Regions from separate parts of the Homo sapiens genome. Here all the other regions are linked to region 1. The links are chromatin contacts, found by Hi-C or POLR2A ChIA-PET in ENCODE. All regions are on one chromosome and are shown on one strand. Each heading gives the region's core, a stretch centred on a gene start or an enhancer-like site at or near the end of the contact. The rest is flanking DNA. Distances are from core to core; before and after follow the strand shown. Region 1 holds the start of NOP56 (NOP56 ribonucleoprotein). Region 2 holds the start of SOX12 (SRY-box transcription factor 12). Region 3 holds the start of RBCK1 (RANBP2-type and C3HC4-type zinc finger containing 1). Region 4 holds the start of CDS2 (CDP-diacylglycerol synthase 2).

Region 1 (2,700 bases), core at 16-2,515:
CGGATCACGAGGTCAGGAGATGGAGACTAGCCTGGCCAACATGGTGAAACCCCGTCTCTACCAAAAATACAAAATTAGCCGGGTGTGGTGGCTGGCACAGGCCTGTAATCCCAGTTACTCGGGAGGCTGAGGCAGGAGAATCGCCTGAACCAGGGAGGCAGAGGTTGCAGTGAGCCCAGATCTTGCCACTGCACTCCAGCCTGGGGGACAGACTCCATCTCAAAAAAAATAAAAATAAAAAATAGTTTGTCACTACAGTGCCCACAAGGAAACGTTAACACACATTCCACATCGTCTGCTTAAACAGTTTGGTCTAGCACAGTTCCCAGACCTTGAGCTCTGTGAAGACAATTATTTCAAATTACACATTGTATGGCTCAAATACTGCCTCACGCCTATCAGACTCAGAGCCAGCCAAGGACGGCAAATACTATCACAAGCTGCCCGAGAGGATACCGAAAGGAACCACATCTCTCTGTGACACTTGGCGGTGGCCGACTTACCTTCAGACACGGCGTTGGCATTTTCCAAGGCAACCTGGGATGAGGCAAAGGGACAAAAGGCCACCAGACGAACGATGCTGTGGAATTTGCCCAGGTTGAGCACAGACTCCTCCACCTGGGGGGAGAAAGAGGCTAAGTGGTTTCCTTCCCTCCCTCCTGCCTCTGCGGCGCAGTCAAGCAGCGGTTCTCAGCCTTGGAAGCTCTTAAAATATGCTGATACCTGGGCCCCACATCCCAGCTTCTGCTTTAATCGTTCGGGGGCGGCGTCCGGGAGGCTTATTTCTAATTGCTAGAGCGATTCTACCCATGGGTCAAGGTAAAGACCCCCGGATCTAGAGCTTTCCAGGCCCGTCCCCCCGCCCCGAACCGCTCGGCCGGCCACGTGGGAGCGCGCTGTGCATGCTGGGACCCGCGCGATGAGGGTCTGCGGGGCCGCCAAAGGAGCCCACGGATCTCACCCACCTGCGGCTGCAGCAGACTGATCTCCTCCACTTCCTTCAGCGCCAGCAGCGCGTAGCCGACCGCGTGCTCAAACAGCACGTGCAACAGCACCTGGAACGGGAGCCGGGGCGCGAGCGTCAACGCAACCTCAGCGTCTGCCGGAACCCGTTCCCAGGGCAGGCGCAGGCGCAGGCGCAGGCCCAGGCCCAGGCCCAGGCCCTGTCTGCGGCCCGAACGCAGGCCGAAACCCCCACCGTCGCGTCGCCCGCGCCCCGCAACCACTCCTCACCATGGCGCCAGCTCCCGGGTTCGGCTCGCAATGCGGCTAGCGCGCTCCGGCGCGCGGAACCAGGCTCCAGAGGCCACGCCCCCGCCCCCCCGACCAATCGGAGGCCGGGGACGACACCATCTCCGGCCTTTGGAGGGGCCGCCCAGGGTGGTATCGCCCGGAGCGCGGGCTGGGTGGTGCCGAGCGCGGGCGAGCGGGCCTTTTCCGGCCTCTGCAGCTGCGCGGGCGGGCGTGGTTGCCGGGGACGCGCGGCCCCCGGTCGGGCACTGCAGGCGGCGAAACGACTTGGGAAGGCCCTTTCGGGGTAATAGTCCGGTTCCTGATGTTCTTGTCATATGAGTTACGGGCAGCAGAGCTGGGTGAAGTCGGGGCGGGAGGTCCGCGTGGGGCGCGGCGTCCATCCCAGACAGAGACCGCTGCCTAGCCGGCTTCCCGCTTCGTCCGTGGCCTCGGGCCCCAGACCCTGCGCCCCACGTCCCCGGGACCCAGGCGTTCCCGTCCCCTACTCGGGGACGAGCCTCCCCGGCGCCGGGTGGGCGGTGCATCCTTTCCTCCCACCCGTAACGGGAGCGGTGCCTGGCGCGCTCTGGCGCAGACCCTGCTGGGAATGTAGCTCGCGCAGTTTTCTTCGTACTATTAATTTATTTCTTTTTTTTGTTTTTGGTTTTTTTTTTTTAAATGACTGTAGCAGGCAGTAACGTGCGAAAGAAAGACGCTCCAGCGTCTTCCTAGGCCAGTTTCTTGTTGCTGTGCTGCACGGGACCCAGCTCCTTTTGCTGGGCCACGTGTTGCTCCTCCGCTTGGGCGGCCCTGAATTCTGGGCGCTGGTGATCGCTGAGTGAATCGCAGCTGCTTCCCTGTCCTTGAGGGCGTCTTTTGGGCACTCAGGCGACTCTTTAGAAATGAGTTTTGCTTTAATAATTAATATTAACGTTATAAATCCAAAACCTAGTTATACTTAAGTAGCGTATCCCCTGGTATGTTTTAAAGAGTCATTCGAAGGGGATTTTTAAAAATAATGTATAGCTATAAACTGCATTTATACATTTAATTGTTATTTTGTTAAGCGATTGAGTTACTTGACAAAATCCAAGTACATAGTTCACTCACAAATCTAATATGTCAAACCTAAATGTGGTTGGTAAATCTTACTCTCATAATTTCAATATGGTTTACAGATGTGGTTGAATTCTGTTACACATGTCTACTTACGAGTCAGAATCGTTATTCCATTTAATATTTTAAAATGGAATTGCCAAGTTAATCCATACATTAGCATGTTAAATTATTTTAACCGTCGTGAATACATCAAAATAGACGATTCCAAAATGTAATGGAAAATACTAATGCTAATACTTCAATTTACTTCATTATTTCTGCCCTTAATCCTGAATCTTCCTGGAGTTACAGGTGCTTATCCACTAAACCAGGGGTTTTCAAGCAAGAAGTCAGAATGCATTAATGGAC
Region 2 (2,700 bases), core at 113-2,612, 2.3 Mb after region 1:
ACAGCTGGTTTGGGGGCGTGCGCGCCCCGCTGACGGTGGGCTCAGTAGGTGAAAACCAGGTCTGCGATGCTAGACGGGCGCCAGTCCCCCGCGATCATCTCGGTAACCTCGGGGGTGCAGTAGTCCGGGAACTCGAAGTGCGACGTGCCCGAGGGAGGCTGCAGGTCCGGGTCGCGATCCAGGGCGCTGCAGTCCAGGCCGGCCGGGCCAGGGGGCAGCCTGGACAGAAAGCCCAGCGACTCCTCCCCCGACGCCACCGTCTCCTCTTCACCTTCCTCAGCCGCTGCCGCCTCCTCCTCCTCTTCCTCCGGCTCCTCGTCCTCCGACGGTGTCGGGGAGGCGGCGGCGGCGGCGGCCGCCCCCTCGCCCGACGGCCCTTGGGCGCGCTCCGCTTGTCCCCGAGCGGCCCGTCCCGCCGGGACCATCCTCCACAGCTCCCGCCCCGGGGTCTCGACCAGGCGCACTTCCAGCAGCTCCTCGTCGTCGTCTTCATCGTCGTCCTCGGGCGCCGCCGCCCCGCCCCCCAAAGGCCCTCCCGCTGCTCGGCGGCCCCCGCGGCCAGGCAGCTGCGGCCCGGGCTTGAGCCGGCTGCCGCCACCGCTACCACCGGGGGGGCGGGGCCGCGCCTTGGCGGGCGCCCCCTTGCTCTTTTTGCGCGGCCGGTACTTGTAGTCCGGGTAATCCGCCATGTGCTTGAGCCGCAGCCGCTCCGCCTCCCGCACGAACGGGATCTTCTCCGAGTCCTGCAGCAGCTGCCAGCGGCGGCCCAGGCGCTTGGAGATCTCGGCGTTGTGCATGTCGGGCCACTGGTCCATGATCTTCCGCCGTTCGTGCTGCGACCACACCATGAATGCGTTCATCGGCCTCTTGATGTGGCCGCTCGGGGTCTTGCACCAGCCGGGCTCGCGCGCCCCCTCCTCGGCCGGCCCGGGTCCCGGGGGCGGCGGCCCGCCGTCCCGCTTGGCCCTCGCGCCCCGCTGCTGCACCATCGCGCCTGGGCCCGGGGCCGCTAGACGCCGCCGGGGGCCGTCCGCATCCTCCGCGGCTGGGGGTGGGGGAGGAGGCAGCGGCGACGGAGGGGCGGCCCCGCCCCGCGGCTCGGCCCGGCCCCCGCGAACTGGGGAGCGAGGAGCTGGGCGCTCGGGCCCAACGGACGGCGGGGGGAGAAGGTCAGCGCGGTCTCAGGCGGGCTCGGCGCGCCCCCGCCGCCTCCGGCAAGTTGCGTCCTGGCTCACAACACACATTGTTTTGCGGGGGCCGAGGAATCGCACCCTCCGGGCCCCCGCGGGCTCTTCCTGCAGCCTCTGGCTCCGCCGCGGCCCGCGCGCGCCGCTCCCCGCCCGGCCGCCGACGCCTTTCAGTGTCTTTCTCCCCGCGCGGCCCCGCCGGCGCGCGCACCACCCCTCCCCCTCGCCGTCTGCGGGCCGCTGCGGCGCGCGCGGGGCCGCCCCGTGTAAACACCGAGGTGCCCGCTTGGGCTGCGGCCGGGCCCCGCCTCGCGCTCGGGCGCCGCGTCACCCGTTGCTGGGCAGAGAAGCCGGTATTTGCATCTCCCAATCGCTGGCCGCCGGAGCGGGGCGGGGCTCGGGCTGCGGGGCTGGGCGGTCTCGCGGCTAGGATTGGGGGAGACCGGCGAGATCGGTTTCTTTTCTTAGGTTAGGGGTTGGAGGAAGGGTAGGGGACGCGAGCCTGCTTCCATCTGACGCTGGACGCTTGTCCCTGCCCCGCGTTGCCTTTTAAATTTTAGCTCATTCCGAGACACCTGCCGTCAGGTAGGATTTCCGCCCTTTCCTCTTTCAGGGACGTCTTTTCGGACCATCCCAGAAGAGAATTTGGGGGGCCCAAGACTCAGGAAAGCTTCTTAAGGGGACGAACTCAGGTTGTCGTAGATGTTGCCCCCCGCCTACTACACACAGGGTCCGACCACATATGGGACCAGCAAATGCTTTTGGACCTAGTGAACAAATCCCTTTCTCATATATATGTATATTTAATCTCGTTCGAAGCTCCATAAGAATCCGGAGGGAGAAGGGAATATGATAATATGATGCCCAGTTTCCAAATAGGAAGCACCGAGGACACGCAGACTAGGATTCGATTCCCAGGCTCGCGGTCCCAGCTGTCTCTCCCCTGCTCAGCACCAAGGGCCGCGGGGCACCTCGCCTGCCAGCCAAAGGTCCTGAGCTGGGCGGACTTCCCGCTTTTCACAAACCGCAGGCGACATTCGAGGATGCGTGGGTGCGCCATTCCCAGGTCCTACCCCACCCCGTAGCCTGCCCGGTGCCCGACTTGGGCGCGTCGCCCCACCCAAGCCTGGAGAAGCGTGCAGGGGCACGGGGCGGAGCCAGTCCTGGGGGCGTGGCCGGGTGGCCGGCACGAGGCGCGTGGCGGGGAGGGGCCGCGCGCTCCCGGCTCACCACGTGTGAGCCAGTTCGGGCACCACTGGGCGTGTGCCGCCCCTGGGGGAGGTCACCTTCACGGCGTCGTGAGCATGGGCGATGGGAGGGGGCGCTGAGGCCTCGCCCTTGGGAAGCAGGAGCTGGGAGGTGCCCGGATTAGGGTCTTTAAGGTGGCATTCCGCTGGGGCGTAGCGGGCATGGTTTGGGGCTAGGAGAATGCGCCTCTGGCGGTACAGCTCACCCACTTCTGGACGAGCGAAGGCCAAGAGCCGAGCTTGAGGGTGTGGGGCGGGGAGGAAGG
Region 3 (2,701 bases), core at 25-2,524, 2.2 Mb after region 1:
CAGGAACTGGAATCCCACAGAGATTTATAAACAGGGCCCCTCTCCTTATGGATCTCCCTGCCCAGTGGGGAGACAATGAACAAGTTTAACAAGAAAAAAAAAAAAAGTCAGATTGCGATCCTTGCTGGCAGGGAAATAAACAGGTTAAGGAGACCAGGGGAGGCCTCTGGGAGGGGGTAACACTGAAGCTAAGACCTGAAGGAGGAGAAGCTGCACGTGTCAAGCTCCAGTGGGGAAGAGTGGTCCAGGTGGAAGGAAGAGTAAGGGCCTTGGCCAAAAAATGGTTGGATGAGAACCGAAGGAAGCCAGTGGGGCTCCAGTAGAGTGAGCATGGCGGGGTGACTGAGGACAGATATCCTGTGGGCCACCCAGGGCCTCTGGGTTTTGTTTGGAGAACACAGAGGGGCATGGGAGGGTTTCCAGCAAGGCAGTGACTGACTTCCGTTCTACAACCCTAGGTGCAGGGGACAAGAGAAGAGGCAAGTACCCCTGCTTCTCAGGTCAACTGACGTCTGTCTCCCACCAGCCCAGGAGGTCTCCAAGTTCAATGCCCTGTGTCCTCTGCGAGTCCCCTAGCCCCATCTCAGCACAGAGCCAGCCCAAGGAGTTCTCAGGGCCCCAAGATGGCTCTGGAAGCCAGCAGGTACCAAAGGAGGAAACTGATGGGGAGGAGGGTAGAGGGAGGGCAGGCTAAAGCCCCCTCTCCAAGGCCCTTCTGGCCAGGGGCAAGGCCAGGTCCTGCGGGGCCCACTTCCCACCGGAAGTTCCCCAGCCACCTCCAGCCTGTGCCCACCTTTCTTGGTCTTCTCGTCCATCTGGCGTGGCTGTGCCCATCCCCCTGGGGGGGACCGTGCCTCCTGGGAAATGCTACCTCCGGGTCGCCTGGGAGAGGCGGGAGACCAGGAGCAACTCAGCCAGGCCGTGTGGCCTCCGGCGCGGCCCAAGCCCTGTGTGTGCCTCGCTGTCCCCGCGGCAGTCGGGAAGCATCACACTGCCCGGTGACCAGGCCGGGATCCTGCGTGGGGCGGTGAGAGGGCAGCGGGCGCCGAGACAGGTCCGCACTGGGCGCAGGAGGAAACGGGACCAGCCGAGGTGGGAAGAAGCGGGGAAAGGACGCCCGGACACCACCCAGCCGGGGCGTTCCAAGTCCCGGAGGACCCCCACTTGCGGGAGCGCCCCTGGCGTCCCGGGTTTCAAGGCAAAGCCCTCTCTCCTCCCGGGAGGCCCCAGTTCTTCGCAAGGGGAGCGGCTTCGGCGGAAGAGAAAGTGAAAGTGGCGGCCCCGGAAGTGGGGCGGGACTGGGAGGGGGGGCCGGAAAAATTGTCGCCTCATCCGGGACCTCCACTGCCCGGCTACCCGGCGGCGGCGGACGCCGAGTGCGGGGTCCCAGCGGTCCCGGCGCTCCTGTTTGGGGCGACCCCACCCCGTCCTCCGGGGCTGATCGCGGGTCCCCGGACTCCCGCCCGGGTCACCCTGCGGGCCGCATCGCAGAGCCGCGGGAAGGAGCTGGGCCGCAGGCGGGGTGGGCGGGGCCGGGGCGGGGCCGGGGGCGGGGCCGGGGGGGCCGGGGGCTGGGGGCGGGGCCGGGGTGGGCCGGGGGCCGGGGCCGGGGCCGGGGGCGGGGCCGGGGGCAGGAGCAGGAGCCTGAGCAGGAGTCGGCGCCGGAGCCGGGGCTGGAGGGCGGCGGGATCCACAGCGTCGAGCCGCTGGGGACGGGTTAGGAGCGCGCCCTGCGAGCCCGGCGCCTGCTCACCCAAGCCTCAGGCATACCTCGGGGCAGGCCCGGTCCTTGGCCCCGTTTGCACATGAATAAACGAAGGCTCTGTTTGTTGATGACCTGTCCAAGGCCACTCAGCCGAGGTTTGAATCCAGGCCTGGCAGGCTCAGGAACCCGCCCTTACCCAGATCCGACGCTGCCTCTCAGCGGTCACCGTCTGTCTTTTCGTTGAGCTATTGGTGAAGTTTGCATTCGTCTGCCTCATGCGCCGCTTTAATTTTTCTCCCGTTCCTCGTCCCATCGATCAGCAGATCCTGCGGGCTCCACTTGCAGAATCTCATCCCTCACCTCCTCCGGCCCCATCCCGCTCCAGCTCCATCAGTGCTCCATCATCTCAGGGGTCTTGAACCAGCCTCCTCCTGGGCCTCCTTGCTTCTCTTTTTGCCCCCTACCGTCCATTTCCACCTAGCTGCCGGAGAGTCCTGTTAAAATGTAAATCAAACCCATGCCACTCCCCGACCCAAGTACTCCCATCTCACTTAAAGCAAAATCCGAGATCTGTCCCAGGGCTCGCAAATTGCCTCCCGATCTCTGTCTTCGTAGCTGACTGCCCTGCCCCTGCCTCATTCCACTCAAGTCCCATTGACCTGCTGGGTCCTGGAGTAAGTCAGACACACTCCCGCCCTAAGGCCTTTGCACCTGCCATAACCCAAACGTCTGCATGGCTCCCTCCTTCCCTTTATTTTGGTCTTTACCCAAAAATCTTCCCTAGTTACTCCATCTGAAATTTCACAGACACACGTATCCAGCATTTCACATCCGCTTTCCTGGCTTCATTTTTTCTTCTCAGCATCTATTACTGTCTAACGGAGCATGTTTTACTTATTTATGTTATTCTGGGTCTGTTTTCCTCTCCTAGAGGGCAGGGACTTTGGTTTGTTTTGCTCACTGCTGTGTTCCTGGTGTCTAGAACAGTTCCAAACA
Region 4 (2,700 bases), core at 196-2,695, 2.5 Mb before region 1:
GTCCACTGTCAACTGCAATAACACGAAAGTTGTTTAAAAAAAACCCATGATCTCATTATCTTTCACCAAAAACATTCCTCCTAGTGTAACTGCTCTGTTGACATCCTGTCACCAAATCTTGTGCTTTCTTCCTTCTGGGTGTCTCCCTAATGTCCGTTGCGTCCAGTCATCAAAAAGTTACAGGCTGCATTAGGGGAAGCCGTGAGCCTGGTGTAAGGCAACAGGGATTGGTGGGAACCGATGATCCTCAGCTCCAGCCAACCATTGAGCAGGTGACAAAGTGATGGTGGACCCTCCAATTATCTAAGACAGGCAAGAAATTTAGATTGTTAGGAGAAACTTTCTGATTTTTAAGGCAATATGTGGGCCAAAGAAAACATCTACAGGTCACTCATGGGCAATCCCGAGTGAACCAGGCTCCCTCAGTCTGGTCCAGGCTCCCTCAGTCCCTTCTACACATCACTGTCTGATCAGTTTCCCAAACACAGGGCTCCTGATCACTGCTATCTCGGAAAGCACAACTACTGCTACAAAGTCCTATACTGCCATTCAACCTCCACAGTAATAAAACCAATCCCTACCTTCCTTAACTCCCCTACACAGATCTTTCACTTCACCCAAAGGAGTCCACTCCCCCACCCGTCACCCCCGCCACTGTCCCCGCCAAGATGGCCTCCTTCCTACTCTCCTCCCCTACCCACCAGAGCCCACACGGTGCAGGAAACAACCCATCAACCGGGAGGACGCCCTCCAACACCTGCTGATGACGGACTGGCTCACTGGGTAACACCCCTTTGCTCAAAGCCGATGATTTCATGCCCAAGAAGGGATTTACATCTCCCAGGAGGCAAATGCTATGGCCTTGTCCTGATTCCCCCACCCCCCAAAATAATAACATTGTAAAAGGGAACGGAGAGCCTAAGTTGCGCTCAGAGGAGCCGCCTCCCTAAGAAGGCTCTGCATATCTTCACCTCCAGGAAGGCCTCACGGAGTTGGGGGAGAGGGGAGTCCCCGCAGCCAGCCCAGCGAGGCAGGAGGCCGTGCGCCACTCCCGAGAAGCTCCTTCCTGCGCCCCGGGGGAGCCACTTCAGTCAGACCCTGAGCCGGGACCCCGACCCGCCGACCCCTGACGCGCGCGCCGCGAAGGCCGGGCACCCGAGGGCCCTTCGCGCTACCCGGGCCCGGGGCCGCCGTCGGCTGCGACAAAGGGTCAGAGAACAAGACGACCCCTCTGCGCGCGTCCCCCGCAGGCCTCCCGGATGCGCCGCTGTCCCGGCCGCGCCCACCCCGACGCTGCCGCTACCTTGTCCTCGGGTGGCGCAACCGGCTCATGGGCCACCCTCTGCCTCAGCTCTGTCATCCTGGGAAAATCGGCCCGACGTCGCCGCGAGCTAGCAGCGAAGCCGCCGGAGCAGGCAGCTCGGCGCGGGCACGCGCGGACTCCCACGGCCGGCCCCGCCCCGCCCGGGAGGCGCGCGGCTCTGAGCGGCTCACAGTTCCCTTAGCAGCCCAGCAGCCAGCCCTGGAGCTCGGCCCCACCCAGTGCCGTCACCGCCCTTTCACCCGGGCCGAGCGGGGTCAGCCTTCCCTAGCCCCGACCCGAGAGCTCCCTCTCCCGGGAGCAGGGCTCGGAGCGAGTGCGCACGCGCAGCGCCACCATCACGGTCCGGAATATCCACCAATGGCGCAAATACGCCAGGGAGGCAGGGCGACGGGGGCGGGGCGGGGCGGAGCAGAGTCGAGAGGCGCGCATTGGACGGCAGCGTCAGGGGCGGGAAAAGGCGTGCGTTTCAGTGTGCGATTAGCCAATGGGAGCTCCCGCTTAACCGCGGATGGCCGGAGCTGGCGCCCTGGTTCTGGAGGTAACCGGTTACTGAGGGCGAGAAGCGCCACCCGGAGGCTCTAGCCTGACAAATGCTTGCTGACCTGGGCCAGAGCTCTTCCCTTACGCAAGTAAGTAGACGTTATTTAGGTCGAATGGAAAGGCCAGGTGAGCCGACCTGGTTAAGAGCATTTTATCACTTATCACATGATGAGAAATGAAACCCACGCTTCAGTCTGCTTTGCTTTGCCAAGCGGTCGCTAGTACTTGTTAAGCACTAATTGTATACTAGGCACTGAGCTGAGTAATCGCTTTAGTTGGCTTATCTCGTTTAATCCACACATGGCTTGGAAGTGGGTATGATTTGAATTTTACAGTTAAGATCTTCCTCAGTGGTTTGTTTGTTTGTTCGTTTGTTTGTTTGTTTTGTGACGGAGTCTCGCTCTGTCGCCCAGGCTGGAGTGCAGTGGCATGATCTCGACTCACTGCAACCTCTGCCTCCCGGGCGCAAACAATTCCAAGGTGCGCGCCACCACGCCCGGCTAACTTTTGTATTTTTAGTAGAGACGGGGTTTCACCATATTGGTCAGGCTGGTCTCGAACTCCTGACCTCAGGTGATCCGTCCGCCTCCGCCTTCCAAAGTGCTGGGATTACAGGCGTGAGCCACCGAGCCTGGCCCTTCCTCAGTTTTTCAAATTTGTCTTCTGGACTATGGAAAGACCTTTTTTGGGACAGAAGTGCTGTCTACTTTGTTTACTGTGCATCCTCTATGTCTTTGACACATCCATTGTAAGTACTTGTTGGATGGATTTAAAACTTTTAAAAGGACCTTAGCCAAGGTCTCCCAGCTAGAAAGTGCCTAGTAAGAATTAGAACA

What was found. A loop is a pair of places that touch in the nucleus more often than their neighbours do. ChIA-PET counts read pairs that join two places held with the same protein, here RNA polymerase II (POLR2A). Pooled maps may share reads with other maps.
Region 2: a pooled map shows a loop between it and region 1 (9-fold over the local background). The contact joins the promoter of SOX12 here to the promoter of NOP56 in region 1. A Hi-C loop is called at or near these places in 1 of 168 maps with a recorded cell type or tissue (CD8-positive, alpha-beta T cell), 2 of 37 single-sample maps with no recorded cell type and 7 of 50 pooled maps.
Region 3: a loop to region 1 is called in a pooled map, with 8 times the contacts of the local background. The contact joins the promoter of RBCK1 here to the promoter of NOP56 in region 1. A Hi-C loop is called at or near these places in 3 of 50 pooled maps. POLR2A ChIA-PET finds 5 or more read pairs at or near these places in 2 of 52 experiments (Caco-2 and activated B cell).
Region 4: a pooled map shows a loop between it and region 1 (23-fold over the local background). The contact joins the promoter of CDS2 here to the promoter of NOP56 in region 1. A Hi-C loop is called at or near these places in 2 of 37 single-sample maps with no recorded cell type and 14 of 50 pooled maps. POLR2A ChIA-PET finds 5 or more read pairs at or near these places in 1 of 52 experiments (IMR-90).

Annotation. Positions count from the first base shown.
Region 1 is chr20:2,651,197-2,653,896 of GRCh38, reverse strand. NOP56 (NOP56 ribonucleoprotein) reads right to left here and starts at 1,265. Exons shown (of 12, transcript NM_006392.4): 1 at 1,234-1,265; 2 at 966-1,055; 3 at 504-618. The coding sequence starts at 1,236. MIR1292 (microRNA 1292) reads right to left here and starts at 1,120; the gene lies at 1,055-1,120. It overlaps LOC105372505 (a long non-coding RNA gene), which reads left to right and starts at 1,433. Exons shown (of 5, transcript XR_007067502.1): 1 at 1,433-1,537. RefSeq lists an enhancer at 552-641 and a silencer at 1,142-1,781.
Region 2 is chr20:324,214-326,913 of GRCh38, reverse strand. It overlaps SOX12 (SRY-box transcription factor 12), which reads right to left and starts at 1,362. Exons shown (of 1, transcript NM_006943.4): 1 at 1-1,362. The coding sequence starts at 989. The coding sequence ends at 42. It overlaps NRSN2-AS1 (NRSN2 antisense RNA 1), which reads left to right and starts at 1,662. Exons shown (of 3, transcript NR_109990.1): 1 at 1,662-1,772. RefSeq lists silencers at 233-722, 743-802, 873-1,252, 1,363-1,672, 2,233-2,492.
Region 3 is chr20:406,872-409,572 of GRCh38, reverse strand. RBCK1 (RANBP2-type and C3HC4-type zinc finger containing 1) reads right to left here and starts at 1,274. Exons shown (of 12, transcript NM_031229.4): 1 at 794-1,274. The coding sequence starts at 815. RefSeq lists enhancers at 297-366, 377-476, 537-636, 46-686, 687-736 and 1 more and a silencer at 1,307-1,576.
Region 4 is chr20:5,125,753-5,128,452 of GRCh38, reverse strand. CDS2 (CDP-diacylglycerol synthase 2) reads right to left here and starts at 1,445. Exons shown (of 13, transcript NM_003818.4): 1 at 1,304-1,445. The coding sequence starts at 1,360. It also overlaps a transcript of PCNA not described here. RefSeq lists enhancers at 607-696, 1,273-1,774 and a silencer at 1,037-1,956.